Regions from separate parts of the Homo sapiens genome. Here region 1 is linked to region 2. Evidence: chromatin loops called from intact Hi-C (ENCODE). Cell type or tissue: B cell. All regions are shown on one strand. Links, peaks and the distances in the headings refer to the core of each region. The heading gives the core; the rest is flanking DNA. Region 1 overlaps LOC105376352 (a long non-coding RNA gene). Region 2 has its middle 230 kb from the start of PFKP-DT.

The links. Peaks named below come from ENCODE experiments on the same cell type or tissue, not always from the same donor. Only the 100,000 strongest peaks of a DNase experiment are listed, where the experiment ranks them.
Region 1: it touches region 2 in a loop (8-fold over the local background); 11 of 110 quality-filtered maps call a loop at or near these places.

What each region holds. Positions count from the first base shown.
Region 1 is chr10:2,973,848-2,982,537 of GRCh38, forward strand. It overlaps LOC105376352 (a long non-coding RNA gene), which reads right to left. Exons shown (of 4, transcript XR_001747271.2): 3 at 2,723-2,925; 4 at 2,503-2,604. Among named protein-coding and RNA genes, the nearest start is that of PFKP-DT, 89 kb to the right of the region's middle. In B cell, for the core only: a CTCF peak has its summit at 4,464 (motif pointing left); a DNase peak (open chromatin) is centred at 4,444; H3K4me3 peaks cover 452 bases; H3K27ac peaks cover 1,682 bases.
Region 2 is chr10:2,834,179-2,842,868 of GRCh38, forward strand. No RefSeq gene overlaps it. Among named protein-coding and RNA genes, the nearest start is that of PFKP-DT, 230 kb to the right of the region's middle. RefSeq lists a silencer at 1,705-1,905. In B cell, for the core only: CTCF peaks have their summits at 5,143 (motif pointing right) and 5,343; a DNase peak (open chromatin) is centred at 5,103.

The DNA of each region.
Region 1 (8,690 bases), core at 246-8,245, 140 kb after region 2:
ATATTGCACACTGCTGTGCCATTTTCAAATTGATATTTTCCAACATAACTGCATCGAATCCTCATGACCATGTGAGCCCTTAAGTACTATTATTACCCCTGTTTTATATTTGAGGGTTGAGGCTCAGAAAAACCAAGTAAAGTGGTCAAGGTCAATGTAGGAGGCCTCAGATTCCAATTCCAGTGTCCTCCGGTTACAGCACCCGGTGACCTGGGGCCATTTTCTTTTAATCTACAGATAGGCAGCAGGCCTTGGAAATCCAGCTCTTTGAAAATAGTAATTACTTTGTTTTTTTTAGGTCCAAAATGTGCCCAGCAATTGAAGCATTCTTAAGTGGGCAGGATCACTCAGTTATTTTGGTCATCTTCATAGTCAGTTTGGATACAATCAGGACAGAATGACCAGCACGCTATAGACCCCCAAGATTAATTGACCACATCACAGCCAATGTCATATGAGCCCAGGCTGAGAATGTATTTGGAGGTTGTGCAGACACCCGAGACAGAAGTAATTATTTTATTATTTATTATGAAGATATTGGAGTTATGTTAAAAAAAAAAGTAGGAATAAAGAGGAAGCAGTGAATTCGTTTAAACAAAATTGAGGATTCACTGCCTGCATAGAAATAAAAGCCTTCCAAGCAAAATGATTTATAAATAAAAGACGAGTAACTACCATGTATTATAAATGATGCCTTTCCTGCCCTGTGTATTGTAAAATGCTTTCTAGAATCTTACAAAAGCCAGCATGGCAAGAATGTAATGAAGAAGAGAATTGCAAGATTAGAATCACATGGAAATGGGGGTCCTTGGGTAGCCACAGAAGGCGGCTGAACTCCTGGGCTCACGGCAGTGGGTGATCTCTAATAAACTGAGAGAGCAGAGCAACGAAGCTCATTAAAATACAAGAAGAAGAAAAAACTCAGGATAATATCATCCATCTCCACTGATTTCATCACCCTGAGAATGAGGGGTAAAGCTTGCTAACATGAGAATGAATTTTTATAAAGCACAGACATTTTCTGACATTTTAAGGGAAGAATATGGTGTGGCATTCCCCAGCCTGCAATGCAATGTGTTTATTTAAGGAGTAAATGCAGAAATGTTTTAGGGAGATGGGCCTCAATGAGCTCATGTGGGAGCAGAGAGCCCTGACTACGAGGAGGCCTCCGTGATCCCTCAGCAGAGCACACGCTCCTGCACTGACCAGAACCACGCCACGAAATCGGACCCCAGGAACCCTCGCAGATAGAATCCAGCACCTTCCTTCATCCAAGTTTGATGAGTTTGCTGATAATTCATATTCACACTCGGCTTTTCCAAGAAAGTAAGGAAGAAGGAAAAAAAGGGCTTTACTTGCCACTTTTCCGAAAAGACAAATTATTCAGAGGTCATCAAACCTACAGGAAGAGCAAATGAGAAGGGATGGGTAGGGCCTGCTGGGTGGACCCCTTTTAAATACCTCTCGCCAGGCGCGGTGTCTCATGCCTATAATCCCAGCACTTTGGAAGGCCGAGGGGGGTGGAACACTTGAGGTCAGGAGTTCAAGACCAGCCTGACCAACATGGAGAGACCCCGTCTCTACTAAAAATACAAAATTAGCTGGGTGTGGTGGTGGGCGCCTGTAATCCCAGCTACTCGGGAGGCTGAGGCAGGAGAATTGCTTGAACTCAGGAGGCTGAGGTTGTGGTGAACCAAGATGGCGCCATTGCACTCCAGCCTGGGCAACAAGTGCAAAATTCCATCTCAAAAAATAACAATAATAATAATAATAATAATAATAATAATAATAATAATAATTGATAATTAATAAATAACTCTCAAGTGAATGCATCCTCAACCTGTTTTTCTCCATCAGTTTGTTTGACTTTTTAAAATATTAAGATTGGCCAGATGCTGTGGCTCACACCTGTAATTCCAAAACTTTGGGAGGCTGAGGCAGAAGGATGGCTTGAGCTTTGGAGTTCAAGACCAGCCTGGGCAACGTGGTGAAAACCCATCTCTACAAAAAATGCAAAACTTAGCTGGGTGTGGTGTCACATGCCTGTGGTCTCAGCTACTTGGGAGGCTGAGGTAGGAGGATCACCTGAGCCCAGGAGGATGAGGCTTCAGTGAGCCGCGATCATGCCACTGCACTCCAGCCCAGGTGATAGAGCAAGATCCTGTAACCAAAAAATAAAATAAAATAAAATATTAGGCTATAATAAGTAATAGTTTGAATTTTCTGATGTACAAAATTAGTTAGGAGAGCACTGCAATGGAAATACAATGCAAGCCACAGATGCCATTTTAAATTTTCTAAAGCATATTAAGTAGAAACAGATAGAAGCAATTTTAATAATATATTTTTAAGGCCGGGCACAGTGGCTCACGCCTGTAATCCCAGCACTTTGCAAGGCTGAGGTGGGTAGATCACGAGGTCAGGAAATCAAGATCATCCTGGCCAACATGGTGAAACTCCGTCTCTACTAAAAATACAAAAATTATCTGGGCGTAGTGGCACATGCCTGTAGTCCTAGCTACTCAGGAGGCTGAGGAGGGAGAATTGCTTGAACCAGGGAGTCGGAGGTTTCAGTGAGCCAAGATTGCACCACAGCACTCCAGCCTGTGAACAGAGTAAGACTTGGTCTCAAAATAATAATAATAATAATAATAATAATAATAATAATAATAATAATAATATATTTTAAGCCCAATATGTGAAATATTATTTTAACATATACCTGAGACAAAAATGTCAAGATATTTCTGTTCATTCTGTCATACAAAGTCTTCAAATCTGGTGAGCATTTCCCACCAAGAGTTCGGTTCAGCTTGGACAGGCCACACTGCAGGATCTCAGTGGCCACATGTGGCTAGAGGCCACCCTACTGGGCAGTGCAGAATTAGAATATCTTGCCTTTCCGTGGGTCAGAAATCTGAAACTCTAAATCAAAGAATATTACAAAATATATTCTATGCTATAGCATTCTTTTGTTGGCAATCAAGAAGGTGAAAATACAATTCCGTGGGATGGAGATATTATTTTAAGTTGAATACAGGAATACTTGAAAAGATATTTCTTATTCCTTAATGTATGGATTAGGTGACTCCCCTACATGTCAAACAAGAATCATAGTTCTCAACATTTAGCAGTTTATATGGTCTAGGAGGAAGATTTTAAGGATTACCAGTTACAATATTATTATTATCATTATTATTATAGTGCAATATAGTGCAATAATTCCAACCTGTTTTTAACAAGAAATAAGAGATTTTAAAATAACTAGAACTTAAAACAAGAATAAGTAATAAACGTTGAGTACTTCCTGTATGCCAGATGCCATGATCATAGGATCCTCAAAACCCCATAAAGTAACCACTGTTATTAATTCTATTTTAAAGTTTTTAAAAAGTGCTGGAGGCTGGGCTTGATGGTTCATGTCTATGATACCCATGCTTTGGGAGGCTGGGGTGGGAGGGTCCCTTGAGGCCAGGAGCTCGAGACCAAGCTGGGCAACATATGAAGACCCTGTCTCTACAAAAAACAATTTTAAAAATTATCTACAGATGGTAATGTTTGCCTATAGTCCTAGCTACTCGGGAGGCTGAGACAGGAGGATTGCTTGAGCCCAGGAGGTCAAGGCTGCAGTGATCCATGATTGCACCACTGCACTCCAGACTGGGAAACAGAGTGAGATCCTGTCTTAAAAAAAAAAGAAAAAGAAAGAAAGAAAGAAAGAAAGAAAGAAAGAAAGAAAGAAAGAAAGAAAGAAAGAAAGAAAGAAAGAAAGAAAGAAAGAAGAAAGAAAAGAAAAGAAAAAAAGTGCAGGAGCCCATAGCCTTCCTCCCTGTCGACTAGGGCGCCTCTTTGCCTGGTCCACCAAGGGCCAGGGTGCGGTTACCGCACTGCAGCCAGGGAGGACTGTGAGGACCATGAAGACTGTGAGGACCGTGACGAACTCACACTTCGGTCACAGTCTCAGCAGGCTCCCTAGAAGGATGAGCTTCAGGCCTGCTTCTGCTCTCCAGCAACTTCAGAGGGAAACGTCTTCCAGGTGGAATAAAGAACCCAGGAAAAATGGAGAGGAAACATAGCCCCAGAAATTAATATCCACTGACCTAACAAAGGTTTCAAATGGTGTTTAAGGACCAAAACCAGGTGCCGTGATTTCACACCGTGATTGGTGTCCATTACAGTGAGAACACACCTCATGGCCTCTTTGTTCTCTAAATGCATAAAATATGAATGTTCATTTGAGCTCTTAAGAAGATTGCCTTTATAAGAAAACAGAAAGACAAAATAAAAGAAGGAAGTGAGGAAGGAGGGAGGGAAAGAAAAAAGGGAGAGAAAATCAGGGAAAACAACAACAAAAAAATGGACATTATCGCAGAGGAGCATTTGAGTTTCTCTCTCCCTCTCTCTCTCCTCTTGAACTGGAGGAGCCTTAAGTCAGTCAAACGCTTCCCTCTAGTGTCTGAAATGCTGAATACAGATTTCATTCTCTGAAAACAATGAACAAATCCTTGTAAATTCAGTCTTATGGTACCTGCAGACTCCAATCTACCTTTTAAACTATAATCAAGAAAAAAATTTCAAAAGTAAAATAATTATCCAGTCTTGATTTTCTCCTTACAAATTATGGATTATTCTGGTTTGGTTTTTTTTTTCTGGAAAAGTCATTTAAATCCCAGGGCTGTAAGAAAACTAGGAAAGAAAACTGAATTTTCACAAATCTGATCAATACAGCTTGCATTTAATACAATGATACATTTCTATAACATTTCTGAGAAATTTTAAAATTAAAAATCCTGGCTCTCTTCTTTATCTGGTAGGTTGGTTGTTACAGTTTGGTTTTTTTTTTTCTTACAATTTTAGCTAGAATTCTCACTTCTCACTTTGAGCCACAATTGGTATATCTTGATTGTTACTGTCTCTGGAATAATTAAAAGTAAAAGTTCAGGGCTGGGTGTGGTGGCTGACTCCTGTAATCTCAGCACTTTGAGAGGCCGAGGCAGGTGGGTTGATTGAGGCCCAGGAGTTGGAGACCAGCCTGGTCAACATGGCGAAACCCCGTCTCTACTAAAAATACAAACATGAGCCGGGTGTGGTGGCGCCCACCTGTGGTCCCAGCTGCTCAGAAGGCTGAGACACGAGAATCACTTGAACCTGGGAGGTGGAGGTTGCAGTGAACCAAGATGGCGCCACTGCCCTCCAGCCTGGGCAACAGAGCGAGACTCTGCCTCAAAAAAGAAAAAGAAACCAAAAATGTAAGCATTCAATCTGAAAGCAGCAAAGCAGGGTAAATATTAAACCACTTCAGACATTTCTGCCTTTCAATATAGAAGTTGATCTACATTCCAGAACAATACATATTAAATAAGCCATCACAATCAGTACCTCTGCAATCAATATTGCATATTTATCACAAACATTTCTCCAAAGAGGAGAAAACAAACATGTTAGCATTGGTAAATGTTACTGTCGGAGAAAGGAGACTCAAGCCCTCAGCAAGGCGGGGGCAGCTGCCCAGGGGAACAGGAATTGGGGACAGGCTGGACATTTCCAAGCGTCCAGTAGTTCCTGGCCAGCTTCCTTCTTGACTGGAGACTCTCTGAGCTGCAGTTTGGCCCCACACATTGCAGAACTCCTTTAACAGGCTATGGCAGAAACGGAAGACAAGTGTTGCGAAAATAATCGCATGCTTCAGATGTTTTGTTCTCAGACCAAACTGAGGGGCAGGCGGCTATTTCTCTCAGCCCAATAATGAGATGCAGATGAACTGGGGAGGAAGAGAGATTTTATTTTCTGCCACCGGTTACAGGGAGAAGACCTGGAAATTATTGCCAGACAAACTCAAAATTACAAAGTTTTCCAGAGCTTATCTACCTTCTAAGCATTCATCTAAAGACACAGATGATAAACTTCTTCTAGTCTATAACTAATATCTGAGTCCTGAAGACCTTCCTCTCGAGCCTCAGTAAGTTTACTTCACCAAATGGTCCAGGTTCCGGGGTGATTACCCTTATCTTGTCTCCTGCTAAATCATGGAGGTTTGGGCAGTTCCTTCAGGCCCCAATAAAACTTGTTTAATCCTAAATGGGCCCTGTTAAGAATTCCTTCATTATTTTGTCATGCTTTAAGGCCCAGGAAAGGCCTACTGAAACTGTTGTTACGGAGGCCTGCATTAGTGAGACCTGGCCTGCCACAATTTCATATGATTCTTTTTTAGCATGGAAAATTCTGGAAACTGTTCTGACATCCTCTGGTTTGTGGAAAGTCCAGCACAGAGCAAGACAACTTGCAGAGTATTGGGGCTTGTCTTTTATCTTCAAAGGGAACACTGAAACAATAATACTTACATCTGAGTTCCTCCTATGGGCTAGGGGCTGTTGTAACTTCATCACATGTGTTTGTTTGTTTGATGTTCACAGCAAAGGATGTTGTTGGCATGATCACGTTCCCTGTGTCACAGAGAGGAACCTGAGGCACAGACAGAAAAATCAGTTTGCCCAGATTCGCACAGCCAGTGAGTGACTAAGGGAGCATTCCGAGGAGAAAGAAAAACATACTTGAATGAAAGCAGTTGCTTGAGGGGAACCTTGGTCTACTTTTTTTTTTTTTTTTTTCTGAGATGGAGTCTTGCTCTGTCACCCAGGCTGCAGTACAATGGCGCGATCTCAGCTTACTGCAACCTCCGCCTCCTGGGTTCAAGCGATTCTCCTGCCTCAGCCTCCTGAGTAGCTGCGATTACAGGCACGTGCCATCGTGCCTGGCTATTTTTGTATTTTTAGTAGACGTGGGGTTTCACCATGTTGGTCAGGCTAGTCTCAAACTCCTGACCTTGTGATCTACCCATCTCAGCCTCCCAAAGTGCTGGGATTACAGACATGAGCCACTGCGTCCAGCCTGGTCTACTTTTAATATTGTTTTATTACTCGTATTTAAAGGAGTATTTTTCCTCCTCCGCCAATACACTGACTTATGTGAGTAGTCAACTCTTCTGAGCCATGCAACCCCGCTGTTTAAATGACTCGCGGCTTTGTCACTCCCAAATCCTACAGTAAAATGTATCTGGTGGAGAAATGAACAGACTTGTCTCCTTAAATGAGTGTGGAGAACAGAATGAGTTAAAGGAAAACAAAACAATAAAGCATTCATGTATTTAAAAGATCTGGCCGAATAGTTTGCTAACCTAAAGAAAATGATTCAGAGGCTGGGCATGGGGGCTCATGCCTGTAATCCCAGCACTTGGGAGGCTGAGGTGGGAGGATTTCTTGAGCCCAGGATTTCAACACCAGCCTGGGCCACATAGTGAGACCTCATCTGTACAAAAAACAAAAAATAAAAAACTAGCCAGGCGTGATAGCATGCAACTGTTGCCCCGGCTACTCAGGAGGCTAGACGGGGAGATTTGCTTGAGCCTGGGTGGTCAAGGTTTGTGGTGAGTCGTGGTCACCCCACTGTCTGGGTGACAAAGCAAAAAAAAAAAAAAAAAGAAAGAAAATGACTCAGCAGCATTCGATCAAACTGAGAAACATAATTGAATCCTGCCCAGTGTCCCGTGTCCATCGCTAGGTCCTCTACTGTGGGACCAGTGCGTGATAAGTGAAGAGTCTTTCAACTCTCTCCAAAAGCCGAGGCACCAGAGGGCACAGCGCAGAGCAGGCAGGAAGCCCCTGAACAGTGATTGGCGCTGGAGGTCCACGATTCATTCACAAGGCGTTGCAGGGCAGCGGGATGGGCGTGTTTTGGATAAACGTGCCGGGGTTGCTTACACCCCGCCGGAAGCTAGAGGATCAGGACATCCTTGCCCGTTTCTGCCATCGGCTTGGCCAGCTGTGCTCACGGGCACAGCGGAGAGCAGACAGTGGTCAAAGAATGAACTTCAGTTGCCCCCAAAGCACTTGCTTGCTTCTATCCAGAAATTCCTGTGATGACGCTGTGAGCTGTGATTTCATCTGGGAACCTCAGCACTTCAGTGTTCCTTTTTGGAGGGATCAGTTCTTTTTTTCTTTCTTTCTTTTTCTTTTTTTTTTTTTTTTAACCTTCCAAAGCTCCCATGCAGCAAAAGTTGTATGAGTAGGAGGTCGATTAAATTTAAAAGTTGGTGAAGAAGAGCTTCCAGCTTCCCACCTAGGATGTAAGGGGCTTGGAGGTGGCCACTCCCTCCTAACAGGTAAAAAGCTGAGCCCTGACGTAAACTCTGAATGCTGGGTGACAAGGGTGTGTCGGTGACATAGGTGCATGGATGGTAACAAATGGACCGCTCTAGTGGGGGTGTTGGTAGTGAGGGAGGCTATGTGTGGGGGCAGGGGAGTTTTTTGGAAAATCTCTGTACCTCCTACTCAATTGTGCGACAAACCCACAACTGCTTTAAAAAAAAAAAAGCTCATTTTTAAAAATGGGTTAAGCAGAGAAAATAATGACAACAAATATTGCTTGTTAGCCTAAACGACACAATGGGAGTTGTTCTTTGATGCTTTCGCAGGTGCCAGGCCTCTGCTCAGCCCCCAGCCCCTAGAAAGCCACTCCCAGTGCCTCGTTCCTCAAAATACAGCCACCGAGCATGAAAGAATGCAACTGTTTCTTAAAACAGATCAAGAACTTATCTTTAAAGATATCTGAGAATCTATCTCGATTTTTTTAATGTTTCTCAACGATTCTTAGTTTTCTTGCACATGTCTAATTCAACAGCATTTGTAGTTTGT
Region 2 (8,690 bases), core at 201-8,200:
GGCTCAGTGGGGTTCAGAATGTGGATTGGATGCAGTAACTGTAGGAACAAGAGGCTCAGAGTGAAGCTAGGCAAAAAGTTGTTACACACTATAGAAAAATGCACTACATCCAAATGCAATCATTCTTTTTTCAGTCCTAAGCATTGGACCTGGCTCAGAGAACAATTTCAGCCTCTAAAGCCATAGCTTCAACATCATCCACAAGACAAATTTCACTTTGAACACTGAGGAGAGCTGCCAAGTACGGGACCCTGGAGCCCAGCCCGGCTGTATGAATCCAAGTGATGTTGGGTGTGACAAAGCTTGCTGAGGTCAGCCTGTGCTTAAGACAAATAAGTGGAACACACACAGCCCTTCACATCAGCAGGAATAAGAAGAAAGCAAGTGGAAAATTCACCTGAAACCCTCATCTCACTTCAATCCTTGAGTAAAAGGCCCGGGATAGACGAGTTGACTCAGAATAATTGAAAATTTTCCTGGATTGCTGGTAGCCCTACGTCCAGAGCAGAAGTGCATTTAATAGATTTTCCTCATGAAAGGAATTTGAAAAATGTAAAAACTATGGAAGAGAAGTAAATAAACATACCTTTAAAGTACTCCTTCCAAGTCTTAACCCAAAGCACACATTTTGGGGGAAATTTTTGCATAGCCACGTTTATGAGCATGCTTCGTGTATCACTTTGTCTCGTTTTTCACATAATAGAATGGCATAGGCATTTCCATGTTATTTTAACGTGGAATAACCTGGCAATAACCGGTACTTACTGTACAGTTGGGGTATAAATTAATTTAATGGCATCATTACATGTCATCAAGCTACTATGCATGGTTTATTATAAAATCACCTCATATTTTGGTTGAGTTAAAAATCTACTTTCTTTTTCTTTGATGCTTCTCTGTGTGTTAGTGTTTACTTCTCCTGAAACATATTAATATTTCATGGGTGGATCACTGAGTCACAGAGAATGACACAGATACAGATGAGTCCGTGTGGGTCCATCTGTCTCTAACTCTATACACGTGACAGCTCTCAACACAAGGCTGTAAAAAGTTTAAGAAGAAAGAGATATCAACTTCAGATGTGGAGGACACGCGAGAAAATCCCGCCCAATCCCAGCCTTCATCAGATAACTCCTGACACCGTCTAGACAGCTGGCATTTTCCAACAGTACCTCTATCCCAGCAGAATCTTATCCATTCCTTGCCAAACTACCCCCCGCTTTGTCTACCAGACTGTCCATCAGCACAATGATACTACCAGTCACCCAGACCCCAGGGCTAGCCAGCCACTCCTCACAGGAGCCAGACACAGCCCGGCTCGCTTCTTCTCTTTTCAAAACCACAAGCATCATGGCACTTTGCTGCAGTCAGGGCTGATCCTTCAGCAAGCTGTCATCAAAACCAGGAGTGCCTACTTGGCAGATGTGTAATCAAGGTTATGGGATATGCCCCAACCCAGAGGCAAAGCTACAGAAAGAAGATGGTCAGCCAGTCATCACAGTGATGTGTCTGCATTGAATCCCCACCCAGGGGCAGGCAGCCCAAATCCATGCCAGCCACTTTCTCCAACTCTGCAATCCTCCAGAGAGGCCCGGCCAGGCCTTCACACATCTCTGCACACTGTGTCCGTTCCTGCTCACTTGTGCACACATGCACATGTGGACACACACACACACACTTCACACATCTCTGCATATTGTGCTCATTCCTGCACACACACACAGAAGAATCCCTTCACTTCCTCCTCTCCCGGCACTGCCCGTCTGTTCAGCTCTACCTGGAGGACCTGCTCTGGAAGCCCAGCTCTGCTGCTGAGGCCTGCCCTGTTTCCTCTCTTAGTTTATAAACCTCCTGCCATCCATCTCTTTCATTTGAGTGGTTAATAATACGTTGTAAATTGTTCCCTAAGCTGTCCCATGCGTTTTATCACTGCAGCTGGGCTGCAATCTCCTGAAATCAGAGGCTCCGCCTTGCATCGCGCTTGTATCTGCACAGACCTTGGCTGTGAGCACAGGCCGATGAGCAGAGGTTAATCTCCCCACACAGACACACGACTATGATCAGGCATTTTTCTACCTCCGAAGGTCTGGCCTTGGGATCGGGGAGGGAGCTTGCTTTCTTTCCTTCCTTTTTCCAGGGGAAGACCCTCCGTAAGAAGAGCTCTTCTGGGTCTCCTGCCCTTCGCCCGCCCTGGGTCATCTGACTGGCAGGTCTAGATCTGGAAGACGTTGGGAGAATCAGCTCTGGCTTTCTCTAACTATGGGAGCCGCTGCCTGCCGGAAGCAAGCGTGTAGCGGTGCCTCTCTGTGCAGTGATTCTTAGAGGCAGAACCTGCTGGGCTGTTGGTCACTGCAGCCAATGTGCTGTGATTTTGCAAGTAAATTGTCTTTTCTTTTTCCTTTTTTTTTTTTTTTTTTTTTTTTTTTTTTTTTTTTTTTGAGACGGAGTCTCGCTCTGTCGCCCAGGCTGGACTGCAGTGGTGCAATCTCGGCTCACTGCAAGCTCCGCCTCCCGGGTTCACGCCATTCTCCTGCCTCAGCCTCCCGAGTAGCTGGGACTACAGGCGCCCGCCACCACGCCCGGCTAATTTTTGTATTTTTAGTGGAGACGGGGTTTCACCATGTTAGCCAGGATGGTCTCGATCTCCTGACCGCATGATCCACCCTCCTCGGCCTCCCAAAGTGCTGGGATTACAGGCGTGAGCCACCGAACCCGGCCACAGTAAGTCTTTTTAATTTGGAGGTGAAGTATGAAGACACCCACTTGGCCAACAATCCACATTTTCCCACAGCTTTATCCGTATAAAAATGATATTTTGCTCTGTATCTTCCCGACTCTTGTCTGCTTCTCAAGCATTTCTTAAATGAGGGTAGAGAAAAGAGAGCTGTTGTTAACTGGGGCCTTCAGACCCGTGAGACAGCGGCCCCCGGCCCCCGGCGCGCCTCTCGGGCCACGTGGCTGCTCTGCCACGGCACCCGCAGTCCTGAGGGCCGCTAGGCCAGGACAGTGCCCACGCCCAGCCTCACCTCCTACAGGGAACAGGAACTGAAGTTGTCTGTGGCTGCCCCCAAAGGTAAGAACAGGACTTGGGAAAGCCTTGGCAGTTCTTGGAGTGCTCAGGCAGGAAGTTTCTCCCTAAGCTAGGAAGTGGGGGCTCTCCAGCTCTCACAGGTCCCCTCATTCTCCAAAGGATCCCACAGGCCAGCGAACGGTGCTCTCCTTCCAAGCTCTCGGGTCTCTGCTCCCAGCACACCGGCCAGCTCATGCCAGGGAATTCTCCAGGCAGCACAACCCATTGTGCCAGTGAGCGCCAGTGTCCTGGGAGGGTGATGTGAAGACCGCATCTCACAGCAGCCTGACCCTGCCTGTTCAGCACTCCCCCTGGGCACTTAAGCATCAGGAGACAGGGGAGAAAATGTAAAGGAAAACTAAGGCTCCAAGAGTGGAAACCCTGACACAAACGAGTTCCGGGAAAGCTTATTTGTATATATATTTTCCCCTAAATTAGTACCTGATTTTTCCTTATTCTAGAGAAGGAATCCTAGAAACATCTCCAAGAATAGGGGTGATTATTTTAAAGAAAACCGTGCAGGAAATTGAAAACGATCACATTTAACGTTGGAAACTGACGGCTCTTGCACACATTTTGATTCTCATCGCTTAAGAATTTCCCCTGCATATTTTGTCTAAATAAAGCACACACTGGTGTGATCAACCATTCCAGTGAGGAGGAGCACTTAGGGTTTTTCACGTGAAGAGTAAGCGTTTCAACATGTTTTTAAATGCATAATTTTCTGGCTGGTAAATAATCTACATTTTTTTTGTATGTCCCTACAATAGTTTGCATAATCCACCTTTTTAAAATTTTGTAAATATGCATTTACATGATAAAGTGTGATTAGACTACAGTGCCTACTCATGCATTGCTTATGTTTTCCTTAACAAAAAAAGCACAAGAAAAACAAAGGGAATTTACATAATTTTCATTTCCCATTTGTGCATTTTAACTTAATCAACATATTTATTCTGAAATATAGTCAGCTGATGCCACACCAAAAAAAAAAAAAAAAAGCACAATCGTCTATGGAACAAAAATAAATAAATACAGTTGATTTCAACTCTTCAATCATGTCCTCAATTTGGTAACGAAAGCTTTTATGAGGAAAGCCCTTGTCCTTTCGTTAAAGAAGGTCATATCCAAAAGTTTTATATTATTGGCGTTTAATGTCATGATTGTTTATATTTCTGTAGTTTCGTAATTATTATTGATCTCATAATGATAATTAAGAAGTAGCAAATAAGCAAAAATGGGTTAAGCAAGTGTCTCAACATTGCTATTGCTCACAATTAGAGCTAGTGTATTTCTAGATAGAGAAGAAGTCCAAAGAGGTAACAATGAGAGTCGAAAATACCCTGGTTTCCGCTTGGGAAAATTACTGCTTTCTCTTATGTGAAGTCTAACTGAATACTCAACAGGCAGGCAACCCTCACCTAGCCTAGGAGGGAAGGCAGGCTCATGGACCCAAGCAAGTCCAAGTGGAAGCCTTCTCCCTGTCACTAGGATTCTTGGGGGCAGAGAAACAGGGAGAAGGACAATTAGTAGTGGTTCCTTTGAAGTCCACTTCATTGTTCATTGTTCTGCATCCTGAAGTCCACTGACTTCAAGTTCATTAACTCCTGGAGGAGACCATCCCTACTGCCGCACCATCCACAAGCTTTCTACTCACTTTCATACCAGATCTCCTACCACGTTTTCCATCCCCGATTCCTCCCCATTTGCTCAAGTTATCCTGAGTTGGGCTCTGGAATTTTCAAGCAACAGACCTCTGCTGAGCTGTCCCAGCTCTTCCCCAGCCCCTCTGTTATTGGAAATGACTGCTTTGACTTGGATCAATTCGCTGGTGTCGTTTGCCTCCACCGTCTTTCTCATGCCCTGTGATTAGGGTGACCACACACCCCCTGGATGCACCTGCGGCCCCTGCGTATGGTTTCTGTCTCAAAGCCTCTCAGGTATGACAGTAAACTCTACGTTCCCTGCGTGAGCAGAAGCCAGGTGTCTCCTTTCAACAACGGTTGGGTCCTCATGGCTGGGTTATCTTGGCCACCAGAGGGCGACGCAGTGAAGTGTGAACGGGATTCCAGCCCTGCATTCAGTCACTACACGATGACCATGCTACTCCAGATGATACCCATGCTGCTTCGATGTGCCAGGCAACCTTCTAGACACTGGAAATGCAAAGACGAATGAGACACACGTCTTCTTTACCCCCCAGGAGCCCAGGATCCAGTGGTGGTGTAAACAGAGGACAGCACGGCACAAGTGCTATGGAGGAGCCAGGATGGAGTGACACGGGGATGCTGTGCATAAGAGAGGGATGAAAAGGAGGGCTGGGATCAGGACAACAGGGAGAGTTCTTAGAGGAGGTGGCTCCAGAGGAAGGGGTCAGATTGTGCCAATGACCCCAGGTCAGCAGGGAAGAGCTAGCAGTGGACATTGCAATGCTGGGGATATTGCTCCAGTCCTTCAGCCTCTAGACAGTAACATGGAGGAAGTGACTGCCCGGGTCTGTTCTGTATCTTCATAGAACAAGCAACAGATGGAGTCCATAGTTTACCATGCTAAAGGGAATCCCGTTTGGTGATGGATAAGTTGAAGTAAAATAAGAGTAAGTGTCAAAAAGAGGTTGGACAGGCAGAGGTGCTTCCAAGACACTGCTGGGCATCACAGAGCCCTAGCAAGGGGGTCTATGCCCCCCAGCTTCCTGCCCAGCCTGCCTCATTATATGCTGGAGGGTAAAATCCATTTTCCCAAAGAGATAAAAAGAACGACGGAATTGACCAAAACATATACAAACATGAAATCCGCTACAAAAATTGCAAGATATAAGTCAAAGTTCCATTGGTTCTGAAACTGTAAGACCCACAGGTCTTATCATAGATAATTATTTTAAAGTGTTGTTAGATGATCATTCACCCCTATGGAAAGACAATTTGCTGTTGCACGGGACTGTGCCTCTCCCAACACCATCTCACTTGTCCCCACATGCTCCCCTTTTGTTGGGAAGGTTGGCCGAGATATCACCTCCTGCTTCAGAGAATATGAGTGTCTGTGCCCTAAATGACATAGTCTTCATTGTCTAAAAATGAGCTATTTACTCCATTCTTGTTCATTGATTCTTAATCCAATATCCCATCATCGGGTAGATATTTTTTTGCAAGGAATAATGGCCACTATTTATTGATCACATACACTGTGGCAGGCAAAACATATACATTATCATCAATCTTAAAATGGTGCCATTATCAACATTTTACAGGGAGGCTCAGAGAGATGAGATGTGTTGGCCAAGTTTACAGGGGCGGAAAGTAAAGAATTTGGGTTTAAACCAGATCTTCCTGTCCCCAAATTCATTGTTTTCCAACAAAATACGGGCGAATGTAGACAGAGTGAAATAGAAAGCTTGCAGTTTACCAATATCTGTGGGTCAAGCAGAACAGAGGAGCAGCCCCTTCTATGAAGGTTTGTTACATCTCATCAGAATTAAAAATGTTTTAAGATGTCATTTAAATTTACAGCACACCTGTGTTCATGACACAAGTGAGAATATTTCAGGATGAGTAGGCTCTCCACAAAAAACTTGACATTATATTTATGTGCTGATTTTTCAAAATAAATTATCATAAATGTGAGGCTTAGGATACATAGACGAGATATGGCTGTAAGACAATCCATCTCTTGATTTAGCAAATAAATTGGATTTCTTTCTAGTCATCTCAATATTTAAGGTCAAGGAGATGAATTTCACATGGTGTCCTGATCATTAATAAATCCCGGCTTGTTCTCATGTGATGCTGTTTTGGACTTAATTAGATCCATGCACCTCTCCCTGCAATACAGAACACAAAGACAAGAGTGCCCATTTTCCCAAATTATATGGTTGCATTATTTCAAACTATGAATATCCCAAACAGCCTACTGATTATTTTGCCAAATTTATTATTAGAAAGAACCACCCTAAATAAAAACCCCAAAATCAAACAATTTTATCTTTATAAGTTGATCCATTTTTGAAAGGAGGCTGTTAGTTTTACAAAAGTGCTGTGCATTCATTACAACCATCCAAATCATATCAAAAATTACCGGGGAGAAAATGTCGCCACTCCCACCTCCACCACCATAGGTAAGGGCCATGATGATTTTTGCTGGCCATCTCTCTCGTTAGCTCTGTGGATAATTAACCCCGTGTAGGCTCAGGGGCAGCATTGCATGTGGTGTTACACAGCATGCTCCATTTCCCACGCTGTGTGCCGTGGGCTCCTGTCTACACACTGGGGAAGAGCCGAAGAACTCTCTAGGGAGAATCCTGCACCCACCGGGTTGAGGTGCTCTCTGCACTTGCCTCACTGCAGGTGAGAGTCACCTTCTGTTCTTATTTCGTAAGATCCAAGCCTCTCCTTCATGCACATGGCCTGTTCAGGCCCTCAGCACCCAGGAATGGGCATGGACACTCACCTTCACCTGCTTGGCTGAGCATAAAACCTGCCCGATTGTCTCATACAACTGAGGTGTATGGTTTCTTTTCAAGGAACATAAAAATGGACCCTCCTAGTCTCAAAACTTGAGAAATGGAGATTTGTCTTACCTGAGTCTCTCTCTCAGGACACCAGCCATCAGTCCTCCCAGATGGTGTCAAGGAGCTCAAACTCACCAGGTCCCCACATCTGTCAATGAGAGGCCAGAGGCCTCGCCCTCCATGACTGCCTAACCACCCATCTGCTGCCTGTTGATCAATTCCTCTTCCTCACCCCTCCCTGGCTCCCATTTTCCCACACATGGTTACATTTCTTCCCTGCCAGAGAAAACCCTAATGTTACTCCACCGGGGAGATGGATTTGAGACTGATCTCTTATCTCCTCAGCTGCAGCACCCAATAAAGCCTTCTTCCCTGGCAGTAGTAGCCTCAGTGATTGGCTTTCTGTGCCACTGTGAGCTGCGGGACCTAGACCTAACCCCTGGTGTTTTGGTAACGAGGATTAAAGGATATGAGGGCCTACACCTGGTGTCCAGCCTGGAGAGCACTGTGCTGAGCCCTGGCAGCTGTGGCTGGTGGCTTTGTCTTTGGTGTGGTGGATGCAGTGGTGTACAGGATGCTTGGTGTGAGAAGGGCCCTCTGTGCCCCACAGCCTCTCCTGCCTGGACATCATCATGGCATTTCTGTGACATCACTCACAGAGCTCTCCTTAGGAGCCACAGGAGAAATTTCTGTCTAGCCATAGTTGTACTTCTTCAGAATGAATGGTTAACAGTTATAGTTTTTATTTCATTGACTGTTTGAACCATCCAACCAAAAACATGATGACTACATGGAATCAGGACATATTCTTTTTGCTACAAGTTAATGATCAACCCAGTTCAAATCAGCTCTGATAATGAGGGGTTTTCTCCAAGAGTCAAGGTGCCTCTAAATGTGGCCAGCTGGCCTCTCACTTCCCTTCTCTTCCTGTATTCCTTGGTTCCACCATCAAGCCTGTGACTCCAGAGCTGAGGAAGCTCTGGGAGTCACACCTAGACAATGCAAAATCCAGGGAGAATGTCTTCTGTCCCTTCCAGGCTTTTCATCTTAGGATCCTTCATTTCCTGGGGCTGCTTGTCCAGTTACTGGGGTGGACATGGTGTCACCCATCTTGGT